Regions from separate parts of the Homo sapiens genome. Here region 1 is linked to region 2. The links are chromatin contacts, found by Hi-C or POLR2A ChIA-PET in ENCODE. All regions are on one chromosome and are shown on one strand. Each heading gives the region's core, a stretch centred on a gene start or an enhancer-like site at or near the end of the contact. The rest is flanking DNA. Distances are from core to core; before and after follow the strand shown.

What was found. A loop is a pair of places that touch in the nucleus more often than their neighbours do. ChIA-PET counts read pairs that join two places held with the same protein, here RNA polymerase II (POLR2A). Pooled maps may share reads with other maps.
Region 1: a loop to region 2 is called in a pooled map, with 4 times the contacts of the local background. The contact joins two enhancer-like sites. A Hi-C loop is called at or near these places in 1 of 37 single-sample maps with no recorded cell type and 2 of 50 pooled maps. POLR2A ChIA-PET finds 5 or more read pairs at or near these places in 1 of 52 experiments (PC-9).

The regions. Positions count from the first base shown.
Region 1 is chr2:46,489,467-46,492,288 of GRCh38, forward strand. No RefSeq gene overlaps it. Among named protein-coding and RNA genes, the nearest start is that of TMEM247, 11 kb to the left of the region's middle. RefSeq lists enhancers at 573-1,105, 948-1,247, 1,106-1,638, 1,268-1,327, 1,438-1,487. Within about 2 kb of position 1,270, at least 17 of the 41 ENCODE cell types and tissues checked have a DNase peak (open chromatin) inside an H3K27ac peak, as active enhancers do.
Region 2 is chr2:47,070,244-47,073,187 of GRCh38, forward strand. The region is part of intron 19 of TTC7A (tetratricopeptide repeat domain 7A); the gene reads left to right. Among named protein-coding and RNA genes, the nearest start is that of STPG4, 84 kb to the right of the region's middle. RefSeq lists enhancers at 1-2,050, 1-8, 865-1,722. Within about 2 kb of position 1,353, at least 35 of the 41 ENCODE cell types and tissues checked have a DNase peak (open chromatin) inside an H3K27ac peak, as active enhancers do.

The DNA of each region.
Region 1 (2,822 bases), core at 20-2,519, 580 kb before region 2:
ACAGCCCTTCAGAAGTGCTATGGGGTTTCCATTAACCTCTGCCGCAGGCTAGGGGTGGCAGGAGCTTACTGTGCCACATCAGGAAGCTGAGCCTGTGGCAGCATATCTGCCCCTCCTCCCTTTCACCAGTTCATGCTCTGGGCTTCTGGGGAACCAAATGATTTCACCCTGCAGGCCAGGGCTGAGCAGAAAGTTCCAGAATGCCCTCAGGCCTGTGTCTGCTTCTGTCCCTTTTTTGATCTGACTCCCACGTGTAGCTTTGGGGAAATCTTGCTAATATACGTTCATTCATTATTTAAAGGTTGCTGCTGTTCTTCAGGAAGGTTAAGCATGATTAAAAGATGGGATTTTTCCACAGGGCACAGCAGAAAAGCTAGGGCTCCCACATTTTTAAGCTGTTTTGGCCAAGCCTTGTTGCATAATTCAAAGTCTGTGATTTACTTAGATTTAATTAGCCAAAGGAGCAGCAGCTGCAGGTTCATTAGTTAGTATTTATTAAGCGCCCTCAGAGGGCTTTTTAGGCTCTTAAGAGTGAAGTGGAGGATGGGTTTCGGACTTGCAAATTTCTTACACTTAAGTAGGAGGGGATTACAGATAGCTTCAGGAGGTAGGCATTTTTGTTCCTCAAAGAGAGCAAAGGGGTGGCATCAAAAGGCCTGAGCTCGTGGGGCAAATCCTACAAAGGGCCACGAGTCAGAGAGATGTCAGTCCCTCACAGGGTTATAGTGACAATTAGTGAGATAACAAGGTGGAGGCTGGTGGTGAATAAGAAGCTACACAGATGAGAGGTATCAGCCAGAGCAGGGAAGGGAAGTGACTGCTAACCTGAATTTCAAGAACTGGGAGAGGTGGGGAGGTCCGGCTCCTGAATTTGTGGGCCCAGTGCAAGAGGACAATGCAGTGTCCCATCATGAATTCCACGACGGTGACAGCAGAGCATTAAGCCATGTGGAGAGCCCCCACTGAGAGCAGGGCCCTGTGCCACTGCCCTGGCGGTGGATGACGGAGACCCCAGGGTTAAGGGGCTTTTGTGGTGCCTCTCAAATCTCACCCAGAGAGTGACTATCCTTGGCCTGTACTCCATCAACAGGAGGGAGGGAGGGAGCAGGCTCTGTGCATTTTGCAGGGGCAGGGACCGTTGGAGCAGGCCATTGGAGGAAGGAGTCTGGTGGCCCCAGGGCAAGTGGCCCCTGCATGCCTTCCAGCTCTGGGCGCAGAGTCTGCCTGCAGAGGCGCCTCTTCACAAGCAGGTCACGCTCTAGGCTTCCAGCTGCTAATCACAGGGGCTCTCCAGCTTGGGTGCATTTCCTCCCTCTGCTCCTGGCTTCCGCCCCAGTCCCATTCAGCTGATCATTCTCCGCTGGGCTAGAAAATCCAAAAATAGAAGAAAGCTACACTTTTTACCCCCTTGAGCCTCTTGTATCAAATGACACAGTCACTTTGCCTCAAACTTTTCATCAAAGCAGCCTTTGTAAGGTCCTGGGGCAGAAAGCAGGCCTTGGAAGACAGCCACCAGGAAGCCATGCAGAAAGTGCTGAGCAGGGGGACCCTTGGTGGAGGAGGTGGGGAGGGCAGGGTTTCAGGAGCTTCCCTCTGCCCCAGAAAGAGCCAGTGACAGACACTTGCTACCATGGGGCAGCTCTTCTCTGAGCACCAGCTCTAGCTTCAGGTCTTGGAAGTGCAAGAGCAGCAAATAGTGTGGCTGCACAGACCACCCATTGCCAGGGTTCAACAACCAGACCACAGAGCTCAATCAGTGATTAAGGAGCAATGATTGATCAATCAAATAAACAGAAGGAGTGTAAGAGACGATCTGAGAAAGGCTCTGTGAGCTAAAGCATTCTGTGACGGCTTCTTGAAAAGGAAGCTCACCCTTGCCGAATACCTAGGATGTATTGTACCCTGTCCAACACTCTCATGTCATCTATTTTATCCCATAGCCCTCCATGAAGGAGCACTGGTACGCACTAGATTAATCTGCCCAGGCTGCTCTAACAAAATACCACAAACTGGGTGGCTTCAGCAACAGATGCTCATTTGTCCACAGTTCTGGAAGTTGAAAGTCCAAGATCAAGGTGTTGGCAGGTTTGGTTTCCTCTGAGGCCTCTCTCGGCTTGCAGATGGCTGCTGCCTTCTCACTGCATCCCCACGTGGTCTTCCTCTCTGTGTGCATCCCTGGTGTCTCTCTGAATGTCCAAATTTCCTCTTCCAAGGACACCAGTCAGATTGGATTAAGCCCTCATTTTAACGCCATGACTTCTTTTTTTGATTTCAATAGTTTTTGGGGTACAGGTGGTTTTTGATTACATGGATAAGTTCTATAGTGGTGATCTCTGAGATTTTGGTGCACCCATCACCCGAGCAGTGTACACTGTACCCAGTACGTAGTCTAAAGCCCCTATCTCCAGATGAGGTCACATTCTGAGGTTTCGGGGGTTAGGACTTCAACACTTGAATTTTGAGGGGAGATAATTCAGCCCATGACGCCCACTTTGCTGATGAGAAATCAGACTCCGAGAGGTTCAGGAATTGCCCAAGCTTGCTCAGCCAGGAGGTACCAGAGACCAAGTGTGGCAAGGAGCTGAAAGATGATTGGAAGAAAACAAAGAACCGTGCTGCGTCTCATTCATTTAGGTTTGTGAACAAAGGTTCCGAGCTGGTTTGATAACATGGGAAGAGAACTGCTACTCCATTTCAGATGGCATTGTGTGGCCCCCTGTATATCTCTCTAGATATGTGTAGCTGGGGTAGTGGCTCCAGAGTTTTTCTGCTTATGAATCTACCCTTTTATTCTAACTGTTCCCGTGTTTCTTTTTTGTTTG
Region 2 (2,944 bases), core at 103-2,602:
CTGCAGATGACCTGGGTCCCACAGGGAGGCTCCCCACTGAGTGTGAGCCCAGACCCTAGCAAGACCTTAGGCCCCTTAGGTTCTGCACCTGCGTGGCCGTAAGAGGCAGGGCTTGCCAAGCTCCACGTGGGCAGCATCCCTGATCGGAGGTCCACATCTGTGTGTGTGTGGGTGTCTCTGGGTTCCCTGGCTCTGCATTTGGGCTACATCCTGAGCTCTGAGCCTTGTTGAGCTGCTGTCCTTTGGGGAATAACAAAGCAGGCAGGAGGCTGGGGCGCTGTCCCTCTCAGCCTGGGGAGGGGCAGGACAGGGATCACATCCATGAGCCCCACAGTAACTAAGCGTGACCTTGAGGCGGTTGTGTGGTCAGGAGGAGCTCCGCCCTCAGGGAAGGCTTCCTGGGAGAGCAGAGTCTCGAGCACTTGAGATGTGGCCACACATCCCCACTCCCTGAGATCCAGGAAGGGAGAGAAGGAGGGTCCTGAGGTGGGAATTTCTGGGGACTTCCCCCAGAGCCCTGCACCTCCCTGGAATCATGTCTGTGGCTATAACCAGCCCAAAGCGCCCCCTTGGAGGTACGATGTCTGATCACCATAAACAACTTGGACATCACTTTCGAATCCCTGTGGGCTGGCAGCACAGCCATGGCATCTCCCAAGGGACGGTCAAAAACTGGAAGCCTCTCAGCAGATCTGGTCTCCTCTCTCAGCGTGGGGCACATCCTCACCAGGATGAGGGATGGGGGATTCACTTGGGACATTTGGATGAAATTGAGATGTCAGTTCTTGTTCCCACCATCTCCCAGGAGGCCTGTTCTCTGGGAGGGTCGGGGTGCCAGGAGGATTGTCTGCAGGTCCTAGGTGCAGCGCTGGGCTCAGGGCAGAGTAGGTGAGACCTCGCATCTTCCTGGGGCTGTGTCTTGCCCAGTTGTCAGGCAGCAAACAGCGCTGAGTTGCTACCAAACATGAACTCGGCTGGTGTCAGGGGCAGGTGGCAGAAGATCCTGTTACAGGCCCTGGGCCTCTGGGCCCCAGCCTGACCCCAGCCTGGTGTCTCCTTTCAGGTTCTAAGGTCAACATCCCAGGGTGGGGGGACATGAGCCAACCCACCCTAGCCTACAGTCCTCCCCCACAGAGAGCCATGCCCTCTCCCAGCTTCTAGAGAGATCAGTCACTCCACCCGCTCCCCACCTGGAAGGACCCTCTGCTCATCTTGAAGGCGCTGCTGTTTGCTGTCTGCCCCCGCGGTGATTTTTCAAGTTGATCATTGCAGAATCCTCACAAGAGCCCCGCGAGGAAGGACTGTTTCATTGCTTTGGTTTACAGATGAGGAAACCACAGCTCAGAGAAAGTTGGCCATTTGCCCGTGGTCACAGCACTTGTCAGTGGCAGAGCTGGGATTCCAACCTGGCCAGGGCTTCCGGCCAGCAAGCCCTGAGCTTTTTCCTCCCTACAGACACACACAGGAAGTTACTGCAAACCTCCGAAACTGAGAATACACACACACACACCAGCCTGCAGACACATCTGGCCCCTTCCCAAACACCCACATACTTCTTGATATCAGGGGTTTTCAGACTTGTTTTTAGCAGTTGAGCCCATTTTTCAAACAGAATCCCATGTGGAAGCTCAATATAGAAAACTTAACGTGTGGAAGCCACTCCGGCCCTGGCCCTCTCTGGGAGGCCTTGCCGGCCTTTCCCTTCTGTCCTGTGTGGCTCCCTCCTGGGCAGAACTCACAGGGCTCAAACCCTCCATTTTTGGTGCTTAATTTTGTGTCTGGCGGCCCGTCGGCTGGCCTCCTTCCCTCCTCCCTGTGGGCCGTGTTCCATTGTGAGCTGCTGGGGTCTGGCCCTTGGGTCTGGTGTGGGTGGAACAGCTAGGCCTGGTGCCCTGCTGGCCAGCCTGGCCACTACCCTTGGTCCCAGGCAGCCCTGAGTCAGCACCGCTCCCATCTGGCGAGAGCGTAAGACCCTGCCTGAGGCTCCACCCCGCCTGCAGCCACCCTGTCCTCCCCTGGCCTCTGCACGCCTCATCCGTGTGTGTGGTTCCTTGCTACGGCTTTGCCCAGGGCTGACAGAGGCGCTGTGAGGACAGCCTCTTCCTCCCCCGCCCCCTGGCCGCAAGATCTCCAGCCAGCGCCTCTGGAGAGGGAGAGGCCTTTCCTAGGGCTTCCTGAGCGCCATCTTTCACTCCCACCGAACTGGTTGTGTTCCAAGCTCTCCGAGGACTTGATGAAACCAGGCATGCGCATCTTCCCCAGCGCGTCTCCATAGCAACAGAGGGCCTAACTCTGGGGAGCTCGCTGAGGAGGAAAATGTTCCAGCTAAAAATGTACATGGCCGTCAGTGGGCGGGCACCGGAGAGGGGGCTCCAGGCACATAGAAGGCAGCTCCCCACCCCCACTGCGGCCCCCGCCTGTCCAGGAAGTCGGTGGTGGGCTTTACCTCCCGTCTTGGAACAAGAGAAGGGCCCCCCGTGCTGTCATCTCATGCCACCCTCAGGGCTGAAACAGGGATCAGTGGGACGGCATGAAGCAACCTTTGTGGGACCTGAGGCTGAAAGGGGGCCCTGCCCTCTCCCTCCACTCACTACCCTGTCCACCCTACCCACTTCCCAGTGTGGGTAGAAGAGGATGTAGAGGGGACAAGGTGCCAGTTTCACTTCCCAGCCTCTTCTTATGACTATTCCTGTTAGTTCCTCTATCTCTTTGGTAACAGGGTTGTTTGAGCCAAACAGCAGGGCCAAGCTTCCCTGTGCGTGACCCAGACCCCCCAGGCCTTTCATCTTTCAGCCAATCCAGCCCGTTCACCCAGCACCCCATCCCCCGCCATCTGACTCTCCTCCCATGACCCTCTCCTGAGGAGCCACCGCACACGCACACGTTTGAGCTTTTCCTCCCTGGTGGCAGTGGTGAAGGCCTGTAATGCGTCCTCCTCCGTCTC